Linked DNA regions of Mus musculus: region 2 is linked to region 1. The links are chromatin loops, found by intact Hi-C in ENCODE. Cell type or tissue: gastrocnemius. All regions are shown on one strand. Links, peaks and the distances in the headings refer to the core of each region. The heading gives the core; the rest is flanking DNA.

Region 1 (2,917 bases), core at 222-2,721:
TCTCAAGATCAGTTTCCCTGGAGATCGATGCTCGGGCTGGGGCTACAGCCTGGTGCAGCCTCCCCAGAGAGTTGTGCTGGCGTTTTTTTTTCACTCCCCTGACCGCTCTGTGTGGACAGTGCTCCTCTTCCAGCCTACCATTCTACCTTGTCACTGGGGTGGACACAGGCTACCCCATTTTCACCTCTAAGGGGGTCAGAGACTGGGTCTCAGGCCTGAGCTTCCTCCCATATCCACAGCCCTGGAGCTCTATGACCTCAGTGAGGTTTGACCCTCTGGAGCCTCCCTTTCTGGGGCTCTGGTTCCACTGTAGTTATATCACTACTACTATAGTAGAGTATAGTATAGTATATATAGTATAGTATAGTATAGTATAGTATAGTATAGTATAGTATATATAGTATAGTATAGTATAGTATAGTATAGTATAGTATAGTATATATAGTATAGTATAGTATAGTATAGTTCAGTATAGTTATAGTAGTGATAGTTCCTGACCACTGGAACTATCCTGAATGTGTCCTCAGTGAGGATTTTTCAGTGCTGACTCTAACCTTCCAGAGTTCTTGGGACAAGCCCTCTATCAGTAGGAATTCCATAGGAATCCTTCATTGAGGTGTGCTTTCAACCCTCTTAGCCCTAGCTTTGTACATGCTGATTCTGGGCTGCGTGTGCTCTGAGGCTCACGGTGTTTCTATTCTGATCCAGTTCCTTACCACCCCAGCACTTATAACGCTCTTAAAGCCAGTCAAAGCTCTGTAGATCCATACAGTAACCATACTCAGTAACCAGCTCCCATCTGGGGAAGAATTCAGATGTCTCTTCCCATGCCTGGCACCTGGCCGTGGTGCCTGTTGGCCACCAGTGATGAGGGGTGGGAGGACTGGACACAGGAGGATGTCCCAGGCTGGCAAAATGCAGAGACAAAGGCACAGTCTTGTGTCTCCTTTTCACCCCCTACCCCACACTGCCATGTACCAATCTCTATTGAGATCAGCACGGTTACCCTTAGGAAACAATGGCTCAAGACAAGGCCAAGAGTTGGGGTGGTCTGACAGGCCTTTGGGGGGTGTCTCTGGAAAATGAAGGGCACTTAGGTAAAGGTGCCTGGGTCTCGACAGCCTTGACCTTTTATTTCCACACTAGAGAAAAAACAAGCATTAGGTCCCCTCAGGGGTGAAGGAACCTCCCAGGTATCTGGGTACCCTGCCTGAGCAGATTCCTGCCTTGTTTCTGGGTGTCACTCCCAGCAGAGGCCCACGTCACTGACCCCTGCATCCCTGTCAGGCCAGCCCCTCTCCACTGCTCACGTCTCAATGAGGTGCAGAGATGGTAAGGAGCAAAGACGACTTACCAATGTCTAGCAGGCCAGTGGTAGAACCAGCGTGGCCAGGCCCTGCCTCCGTTGGTCTGCCCCCCTCCTTCCCTACCTGCCAGCTGCTTGTCTCCTTGGTAAGCTGCACCCTGAGTACTGACCAGATGGCAGGGAGGAAACTCGAGCTGGAGGTTCTTCTGTCAGTGTGATCACAGATAACCAGGATCCCCTGCTCAACTGCTCCCCCTACCTACAAGCCCTGTAGATCCCAGTACTCTCTAGGTACAGATCTTCCATCCCACCTGTTATGGTTTGCATACGCTCAGCCCAGGGAGTGGCACTATTAGGAGGTGTGTCACTGTGGGTGTGGGCTATAAGACCCTCATCCTAGCTGCCTGGAAGTCAGTCTTCCACTAGCATCAGATGAAGATGTAGAAGTCTCAGCTCCTCTTACCCCATGCCTGCCTAGATGCTGCCATGTTCCCACCTTGATGATATAGACTGAACCTCTGAACCTGCAAGGCAGCCCCAATTAAATGTTATCCTTGTAAGAGTAGCCTTAGTCACAGTGTCTGCTCACAGCAGTAAAAACCTAACTGAGACACCGCCCATCTGCATACCTCGGTCAGCTTCCATGCTTCCTGTGGGTAAGGGATTCACCCTTCAGCTCACTTGTCCTCAGTGACACTTGGTTCCTGAGCAAGTGGACAGGAATCCTGTTCCCTTCAGCCAAAACAAGCGTACCCACTTGACACCCTGAGGAATTTGCTAAGTGATTATTATTTATTTTCTTAACCTTTAAAAGAATGTATGTAATCGATTTTAATTACTTTTTATTTATCTTTGTTGTACACGGGGTGTCAGAAACTTAAACTGCCTGCAAGGGCTAACCTGCACCATGAGTAAAGGAAGTGGGCCAATCCCTGGATCATTGCTGCAGAAATAACTGCTCCCAGCCCCAGCAAGATCACCAAACAAATGCGCCGTGTAGACGTCTTTCTGTGTGTAAATGTTGGCAAATAGATTTGAAAATTTAATTTAATTCCTTCTCTTCTAAAAATGTAATATATTAAAAAAAAAAAAAAAACCATGCGAGAGCCAGGCACTCCTGTGGTCTGTTTATGACTTTTCAGAGGAAACCATCTTTCTCCTAATGATTCCAAACGCTGCGTATCACAGGCTACATCTCACTCATACTTGGGTTCAACTCGTCTCAGTCTGGTGTCAGTGTCTTTTCTGTCTGTCTGTCTGTCTGTGTTTTCTTACGGTGGTGGGGAGCGTGGGAGGCAGGTGGTTAAGACAAGATCTTGCTAGAGAGTTGGCTGTTTTCAAACCTTTGCAGTACCTGTTTCAGTCTTTGGACTCTGGCTTTGTCCCCGCCCCCCTTTTCCCTCTCCTTATCAGTCTCCCCCCATCTCTCTTTGTCTATTTATTATTTATCGATTTTCGGTTTGGGGGTTTTGGAGTTGGGCTTTGTCGGCTTTTGGTTCATTAGTTGGTGTTTTGTTTTTGAGACGGGGTCACCCCCTGTATAGCTCAGGCTGGTTTTGAACTTGGACTCCTCCTCCTTAGTGGTCGGAAGGGTTCTGTGAACTTCCAAAA
Region 2 (2,917 bases), core at 277-2,776, 53 kb before region 1:
GTTCCATTGCTACAATCACTTGCAGCTGATACTCTGCAACCACAGGTCCCACGCCTGTGGATCTAACCAACATCAGACCAAAAACTTAAAAAATTCTTGGGACTGTGTAGAGCCCCCCACTCCCCCTTTCTCCTCAGTACTGGAATTGACTCTTGGGGCCTCCAGAACACCAGGCAAGAGCTCTATCACTGAGCAATCTCTCTGGTTCTCTTTTTAAATTTTGAGAAAAGATCTTACTAAATTCCCCAGGTTGGCCTTGAACTCAGTGTAACTCAGACAAGCCCCAAATTTGTGATCCTCCTGTCTCAGCCTCCGAGGAGCTGGGATTACAGGCCATGAAGACCTGACTATGCAAACTTTTTAATTATTACTAAACACTAGTTTATTTATGTAGCATTTATGCTGTATTTGAGATTCTGAGTAGTATAGAGAAGGCTTAAAGAATATGGATTTTCATGGTTTTGTGCAAATACCACACAGTTTTATGAAAGACTTTGGGCAATTTTTAGCTTAGTTATCTGTGGTTTGAATGGGTTTGGCCTCCATAGATTCACGTGTTTGAATTTATGGCCCATGGGGAGTGGCACTATTAGAAGGTGTGGCCTTCTCCAGCACCATGTCTGCCTGGATTCTGCCATGCTCCCCACCACGATGATAATGGGTTACACTTCTGAAACAGTAAGTCAGCCCCAATTACATGTTTTCCTTTATAGGAGTTGCCTTGGTCATGGTGTCTCTTTACAGCAATAAAACTCTAAGATGGTATCTGAAAAGGTTTCTGGATGACCCATACTCCCTGTATTCTGAGACAGGGTATGTTCATTCAAGGGAGGATCATAATGGGGACAGGTCAAGGCTGTATTTCATTATGTAATGGAAAGAAACAAGTCACTTCTGCCCCTGGAAGTGACACCCATCATGTCCTCTGTAACCTGACTGCAGACTAAGCCTAGTTCACTGTGACACAGAGGGGCTCATGTGGGATAATGCTAAAAGGACTCTTGCCTCAGAAGCTGTACAGTGTATCCTGCTTCTCTGGCTTAGTACCTGACTTCTGGATCTCACATGCCATCTAAGTCACTTTTCTATTTCTGTGATAAAACACCACACCCAAGCCAACCTATAAAAGAAAATGTCCAATGGGTTCATAGTTCCAGATAGTTATGAGTCCACAGTAGCAGAGATAGAAAATGGAAGAAATCTTTTGAAACTTCAAGCCTACCCTAGTGCTACACCTCCTCTAAGGCTGTATACTCTAATCCTTCCCAAACAGCCCCACCAACTGGGAAACCAGTTATTCAAACACATGACCCTACAGGAGTCATTCTCTTCCAAACGATACCTTCTCATGAAACCAAACCCAGGCCACACTCATTTCTTCCAATTTTTCTTTTAGGACCCACCATGAAATTGAAACGGCTCACGGTTCTGGAGAAGTACAAAGATATCATCGATTCTTTTTATCAAGAGCAAAAACAGTAGTCAGGAGCCATGCTTGTGGCTTCTGCTGGAGACCAGCCCGGCAAGCATCTTCCTGAGCGCCAGGTGTCTCCAGTGGGCAAAAGAACCTGTGACAAGCTGCTTCCACCCTTTAGTTCAGGGCAGAGCACTGACATCTCCAATGCCTTCACGTGCAAGTAGTTTCAATTCTAACCACTGCTCCTGTTCAGGTGTCAAGCCAGACCATTCTCCTTCCAAAAGAGAAGGACCGCTCACTTTGGCTTCAGGTCCAGGCAGATCTACAAGGTTCTAGTTCACAGGTCTCCCAGGGGGCGCTGTTGGAGAGGGAAAGGGATGGCAATCCCATTACTAATGTGTGCTGCAGAGACAGCAGTCACAGCTCGCCTGACTTAATTCTGGCTTCTTGGAAACTAGTACCACACTCTGCCACCTCACACACAAGAGGCTTGATGCTTAATAAACTGCTGCTGCCTATGTGACTGTATTTAATATGTAATTTTCAGTATTAAACCTTTTAACAGATCTGCAACAAGTACCGGATGTCTTTTGTCAATGGGCAGGTGGGACAGAACATAGACAGTTAACTCACAGAACTTTAGTATCCTTTAGTACATCATCAGCGGCCTACCGGGGTGAAGGATGGGGTCTGGTGGAAGCAGCCAACTCTATTACCACCTATTTCAACAGGCTAAGCTAAAATGCCCTAAGGTACCTGACCAGGAAATACGCAGAGAATGCAAACGCCTCAGTCAGTTCTTAAGTTCTTTATTACTGTGAACCCAAAGCCACTGCTAACCAGAACAATCCAGTGAGACAGGGAAAGCAGCAGTTTTAAAGTAAAATACACAGAAGATTGTAAGTCCAAATAAAAGCTTTAAAAAAATGACCCAGACAGGGACATCTGTTGTTAAGAAATCCCCTTGGGACCAGGGTACATTATGCAAAGCCACGAGTTTGCAAACTAGTGCAAGGGCTAAGGGAAGACAGCTTGGCTTTGGTGTGGGCCAAAGGCTAGGTTCATGCTGTGGAGCAGAGGCTGTGGGAAGAATGAGGGGCAGAACCTGATGGTCAGCAGCTGGTAACACAGGCCCCCGCTTGGCCTGATTTGTATGAGCGTGGGCTGAGTCAGCTCCACCTCGGCAATTAAGTCTGTAATGGGTGCTACTGGGGCAGAAGGCAGTGACTGGTTGCTTTAGGGAAAGTCAAGGGGCAGCCAGGCCTTTCCAGGGTCACCTGCAGCACTGGCTGGAGTGTGGCCACGTGGGAGGGGATCTGCAGTGGCTGGCTCTCATGGCTGACAGCTCGCAATGCTGACGATCTGTCTAGTGAGGAGTGATCTCCCTTATCTGAAAGCTCTTCCCCCAAAATAGTGAATCTCAAGGTAACAAAAGAATCAAATACACAGAGAGCATCCGGGGCCTTGACAAGGATTACCGATGTAGTAACAAAATTACAT

The links. Hi-C counts contacts between places; a loop is a spot of excess contacts. Peaks named below come from ENCODE experiments on the same cell type or tissue, not always from the same donor. Only the 100,000 strongest peaks of a DNase experiment are listed, where the experiment ranks them.
Region 2: a loop joins it to region 1, with 9 times the contacts of the local background. A loop is called at or near these places in 10 of 42 quality-filtered maps.

The regions. Positions count from the first base shown.
Region 1 is chr9:54,551,206-54,554,122 of GRCm38, reverse strand. All of the region lies in intron 2 of Cib2 (calcium and integrin binding family member 2), which reads left to right. Among named protein-coding and RNA genes, the nearest start is that of Cib2, 7.5 kb to the left of the region's middle. In gastrocnemius, for the core only: a CTCF peak has its summit at 1,562; a DNase peak (open chromatin) is centred at 1,494; H3K27ac peaks cover 488 bases.
Region 2 is chr9:54,603,956-54,606,872 of GRCm38, reverse strand. Idh3a (isocitrate dehydrogenase 3 (NAD+) alpha) reads right to left here. Exons shown (of 11, transcript NM_029573.2): 11 at 2,211-2,917. Acsbg1 (acyl-CoA synthetase bubblegum family member 1) reads left to right here. Exons shown (of 14, transcript NM_053178.2): 14 at 1,397-1,876. The coding sequence ends at 1,482. Among named protein-coding and RNA genes, the nearest start is that of Idh3a, 19 kb to the right of the region's middle. In gastrocnemius, for the core only: a CTCF peak has its summit at 1,768; a DNase peak (open chromatin) is centred at 1,772.